Regions from separate parts of the Homo sapiens genome. Here region 2 is linked to region 1. Evidence: read pairs that join two places in POLR2A ChIA-PET (ENCODE). Cell type or tissue: OCI-LY7. All regions are shown on one strand.

What was found. Peaks named below come from ENCODE experiments on the same cell type or tissue, not always from the same donor. Only the 100,000 strongest peaks of a DNase experiment are listed, where the experiment ranks them.
Region 2: POLR2A ChIA-PET joins it to region 1 with 24 read pairs; 5 of 35 experiments call an interaction of 5 or more read pairs at or near these places.

What each region holds. Positions count from the first base shown.
Region 1 is chr2:8,521,898-8,524,397 of GRCh38, reverse strand. No RefSeq gene overlaps it. Among named protein-coding and RNA genes, the nearest start is that of LINC01814, 61 kb to the left of the region's middle. In OCI-LY7, no CTCF peak of the experiment used is centred here; DNase peaks (open chromatin) are centred at 1,237 and 1,547; H3K4me3 peaks cover 2,338 bases; H3K27ac peaks cover 2,500 bases.
Region 2 is chr2:8,581,789-8,584,288 of GRCh38, reverse strand. LINC01814 (long intergenic non-protein coding RNA 1814) reads left to right here and starts at 497. Exons shown (of 6, transcript NR_110257.1): 1 at 497-572. RefSeq lists an enhancer at 1-559 and a silencer at 237-606. In OCI-LY7, no CTCF peak of the experiment used is centred here; DNase peaks (open chromatin) are centred at 478, 948, 1,208 and 1,458; H3K4me3 peaks cover 2,336 bases; H3K27ac peaks cover 2,500 bases.

The DNA.
Region 1 (2,500 bases):
CCTGTTATTTGTTCAATCATTTATTTATATCGATGTTGGCTCATAGGTACTTATTGTATTCTCTGGGTTATAATCCAATAGTAGTTTGTTGCTCATACTCTTCCAACTTTGGCCATTGGGAGCTTTTTCGGGATCTGGGTGCCCCCCCTCCTTTTTTTTTTTTTTTTTGAGACAGAGTCTTACTCTTGTGGCCCAGGTTGGAGTATAATGGTGAGATCATAGCTCACTGCAGCCTCCTCGAATTCCCAGGCTCAAGTGGTCCTCCCACCTCAGCATCCCTAGTAGGTGGGACTATAGGCATGTGCTACCATGCTTGCCTGATTTTTTTGATTTTATGTAGAGGAGAAGTCTCACTATGTTGCCCAGGCTGGTCTTGAACTCCTGAGCTCAAGTGATTTTCCTGCCTCAGCCTCCCAAAGTGCTGGGATTCCACGGGGCGTGAGCCTCATGCTTGGCCCCATTGTCCCTTTGATGTGCTCCCATCCATTGTTTTGTGAGCACTTCCTTGCTTAAGGAGATGGCTGAACACCTGCAAGATTCTGTTTTAGACACTATTTTCGCATTTTCATTGCTTAATAATAACCCTCCCTTTGGTGAATGCATACACTCTCTTCCTCTCTTACCCACAGTTTTCATTCTTGTCCTAGGAGTGGTGTCATGGGGATGTAAGCCTCCTTAGTAAAGCTGGGGCAGATGGAGTCCTGGATGGAGGGTTGTCTGGCTGGTTTGTACCCAAGCTCTGCTCCTCACCAGCTGTGTGATCTGGAGCTAGTTCCTTGACCTCTATCAACCTCCAATTTCTGATCAATGAAAAGGGAGCGATGCTACATATCTCAAAGGAGAGTTGGGAGCATAGGAGGAGGTGCTCAATGAAGGTGGCTTTAGTGTTTGTGTCCCTGGCCCTGTCACAAAGCAACTGGGTGACTTTTTTGACCTCTTTGGACCTCAGTTTTCTTATCTGTAAAATCAGAGGACTGGACCAGGTGGTCTCAGAGGACGCTGCCTTCTGGATGTTCCCTAAGACCTGGGTGTAGCTGGCTGGTGGGGATGAGTGAAGAGGAGTGAGCTGGAGGGGGAACTGCAGGCTGTGGCCTGGATGCAAGCAGCCTTGCGAATCTGCCAGCCAGAGAAGATGGCTTTTTGCCCTAGAAGACAGGATTTTACCCTGAAAATGTCACCTGCACATCTGTGCTGACAGCATTCCCCTGCGTGTTTCAGCTCTTAGCATGCCCTGGCTGGCTGGGCACAGGCTGGTGAGCATAAACCAGTCAGATCTGATGGAATGTTCCATGCATCTGCTTTCGCTGGTACATAAATCTGCATGCCTGTTTTGCGTGTTCTTAGATATCTGACCTCCATCTTGGTGTGTCCCTCTACCCAGCAATGGCATTTGTCAGCTTCTGGTGGCAAATGGGATTTTGGTTGGGCTGTGAGGTTGGGTTTCTGGTGTGAATTTCTGGGGTGGGTTGCAGGTGCTGAAACCAGGGCCAGAGCCTGGTTATAGGTGGGGTGTGGCTGCTTGTTCTGTTTCCTGTGGGAGCTTGCCTGGCAGTCGGCCTGATGTGGGCCTGTTCATCTGAACAGGAAGGGGCAGGTTCTGGAAAGGGGTGGATGGTGCAGGGCTGGGGAGCAGACCCAGGTGCTGGGGTGAGGTTGGGTGACAGCAGTGGGCTGCAGGGAGAGCCAGATGAGAGCAAGCCTTAGTTTCAGTCCCCGAGGAAGAAGCTCAAGGCCACTTACCCAAACTGAGATGTAGGTTAGGGGAACCCAAGGCTCTGGCCAAGGTAGTAGATGTCCTAGTGTTCAGGATGGGCAGCAGAGTGAGTAGAGAAAAAGGGGAATCAAGATGTGAGCCCTTGGCAATGGTGGGCCCAGGAGACCCAAGGAGGGTTCAGTGTGCCCAGTCCGTGGAGTGAGCAGGGGACAAAGACAGGGGCCAGGGGCGAGGTCTCTGGCCTGCCTCTTCCACAAATTACTGTACAGAGAGAAACAAGTGCACTAAGTTGTAGATACAGAGATGCTTCTTGTGGCCTTCGTTTTAGTAGGATAAAATTGGAAGCAACCAATAAAAATGTGCATTGGTAGGATGTCAGCTTTATTTATAATGTGTTCTGTGCAGCAGAAAACTGAAGCAGCTGAGAATGAGCTAGGCCTACGTGAATGGGTATGGGAAACATTGCAAAGGTGCATGCTGAGTGAAGAAAGCAAAGTGCAGGGCACTGTCCAGTCTGCACCCATTTGAAGAAAATTAAATTCACTAATGATGCTTCTATATTGTATCAATTAGGATGGGTTCTTCTATAAGTAACTGAAAACCTGACCAGCACTGGTTAAAACATTGAGCTTTATTTTTCTCATGGAACACCATGTATGGAGGTTAGCAGCCGGGGGTATGTGTTCATCCACTGAACAATGTCTTTAGAGATCTGGGTTCTTTCTCTTCTGCTGTGCCTTCATAAAATGTGTTGGCTTTTTATCCCGACACTCTTTACCCCATGGT
Region 2 (2,500 bases), 60 kb before region 1:
CGCCGGGAGGAAACCATGGGGGTCTGCCTGAAGCTGTTAAAGTAGCCGGCAGGATTCGATGTGTGCCCTGATTGCCAGGGTAGGGGCGGGGGGTGTAAAAGAGAGAAAGATTATACACAGGCCTAGGAATGATGAAAGGTCTTAAGCAATGAGGGGGACTTGAAAAGAGGCGACCAACAGGTCGGCTGGTATGCCTGGAGACGGGAGGCGGTGCGTGTGGAGAGTAGCAAGCTGTGCGGAATGAGGCTGGGAAGGTGAGCCTGGAGGCCCTCCCTGAGGCTGGATTGTGGGAGGAGCGGTGGGCAGGACCTTGAACATGACCCTGCGAGGCGGGCCGGGAGGGGGCGTGGCATGCTGCGGCAGTGGGCGGGCTTTGGCTGGGGCTGGGCATAGTCACGGCAGTGGGCGAGGTGTCGCCTGGCCCCGCCCCGTGGGTCCCACCCCCGGGGTGCACCCCCCTCCCTGGAGCTCTGGCTGCGTGCTGGCTCCCAGAAGAGGAACCTGCTGCAGGCGCCGGCGCGGGCGGCGAGGACGACCTGTTTTTCTGACCCAGCCCGGAAGCGCTGGTGCAGGTGGTCTCTGAATGAGGGTTCCTCTTTGCCTCTGATGTCTGGAAGGGGAATTCAGCAAGAGGGACTCCAGTCTGGAGCTCTGACCCCAACTTCCTCAATCCAGGCCCTCAAAGAGGGCGGCCTGTGTCACCGGGCGCCGGATTCCCCGGGGGGTGCCCGGGGTTGGGGCGGCACATTCCCACCTGGAGTGCCCTCATGCCTGGCTATGCCGGACCTGCAGGGTCACACCCTCTCTCTGGACCTTTCCCTCCCCTGCACCCCCGCCCACGCCCCAGGCCCTCTGCTGCTTAAGCCATGGCCCTGGGTCTGTATCCTGACCTGGGCTGGTCATTGTTCTGCATTGGGTAGTTTAATTACAACTTTCTCTGCGCTTATCTGGTCTATGAGCTCGTGATCGCAGGGACCCTAGCACAGGGTCTGGGACTTACTGAGAGATCAGTAAATGTTCATGGATGGTGGACATGGGTGTGTAGGATGCCGGTCTCCTCCCCTGAGAAGGGGCTTGGGCAGAGGAGTCCCTAGTTCGCCAGGAGCAGCCTCGCCCCACCTGACCAGGCCTGGGACAAACCAACAGGTTGCTGTCCTGGAAGGAAAGGGGTGCCTCCTTCCACCTGGGGAGGCTGAGCTGCTTCTCTCCTCTTAGGCCCTGTGCTGCAAGGCGCCCATACCTCCAGTCCGCACCTCAGGAGTCCTTCCCGTGTCCTCTGGGAGTTCCTGCCCATGCTGGCTGAGGCCCCAGGTCTGCCTGGGAGCAGTCCCACAGAGGGAAGGTGGTGGAGGAAGGGGCAGGGATGCTGGCTGAGGAAAGGCCCTCTTTCCTACGATGGCTGTACCCAGGAAGCCGGCCGCAGGTTCCCTAAGCCGAGGCAGCGCTGGCTGTAGTTTCTCTGGGCTCCTGGGCTGGTGCACCTGCCCCTGCCTTCAGAACGGGCCCCTGTGCATGGCTGGCATCTGTGATTGGGGGTAGTGCGTGTTTCTGAGTAATGTGAAAAGAGCAGCTTCTTTGACTTCACCATTCCTAGAAAATGGCCTCAACTTGCTGGAAGAGTGGGGACAGAGGGTCTCAGTTTCTCATGTGAAGCTTGCAGGCCATTGTCTTCAGCACCCAGCATGTTTTGGGGCCTTTGAGGGACTTGAGGGGCTTTTTGAGGAACTCTGGGCATGGGGTTTTAGCCGAGGCTGAAAGTGGAGTTCCCAGGCTGCTGTGCTGAGTCCCAGCTCCCTGCAGCCTCCTGGGTCTGGCCACGTCCACCCGCCCTCCTCCTTTCTCCTGCAGTTGTGCCTCTTTTCCCTGCTGCCTCCTCAGCCAAGCCCAGGGAAGGACTTAAAGGGCAGTGGAGGGGGAAAGAGGCTGGTGGCCTTGATGCCTCTAGGCAGCCGCCTGTTCTCTGGGCTCTGGGCCTGGGTGCCCAGGGAGGATGAGTGTCAGTGGATTTATTTTGCATCAGAAGGAACAGACTGCTCCAGATGCCTTTTCTGGAGTGTTAGGACTTGGGGCAAAAGAGATGGGCCCATCTCCTGAGTTTAGTGCCTGGAGTTTGCTTTAGTGCTAAAGCAAGAAGTAAAAATGGGATTTAAAGAAACCAAATGGAATCACAGTCATGGAGTGTCAGACCTGGACGATGCCTTGGTGACGAGGTGACTCCCTTCCCTTGGCAGAGCAGTGGAAGAAACTGAAGCTCTGAGAAATTCAGGGATGTGCTAGAGGTTCCAGAACTAGGCCTGGAACTTTCTTCGGGGTTCAGTGCTATGCCCGAAACAGTGGAAGGAGCCCGCAGTGTGGCACAGAGCCCCTTCAGAGCTCCAGCAATCTTGAGCTTAGCGTATGAGTAGACCCTGGAAGCCAGAGGACTGCCTGCCATCTCCCCAGAGTTCTCAGGACCAGTGCTGCTGAGGTGATGCACTTGAAGTGTGTGTCCACAGTGGTC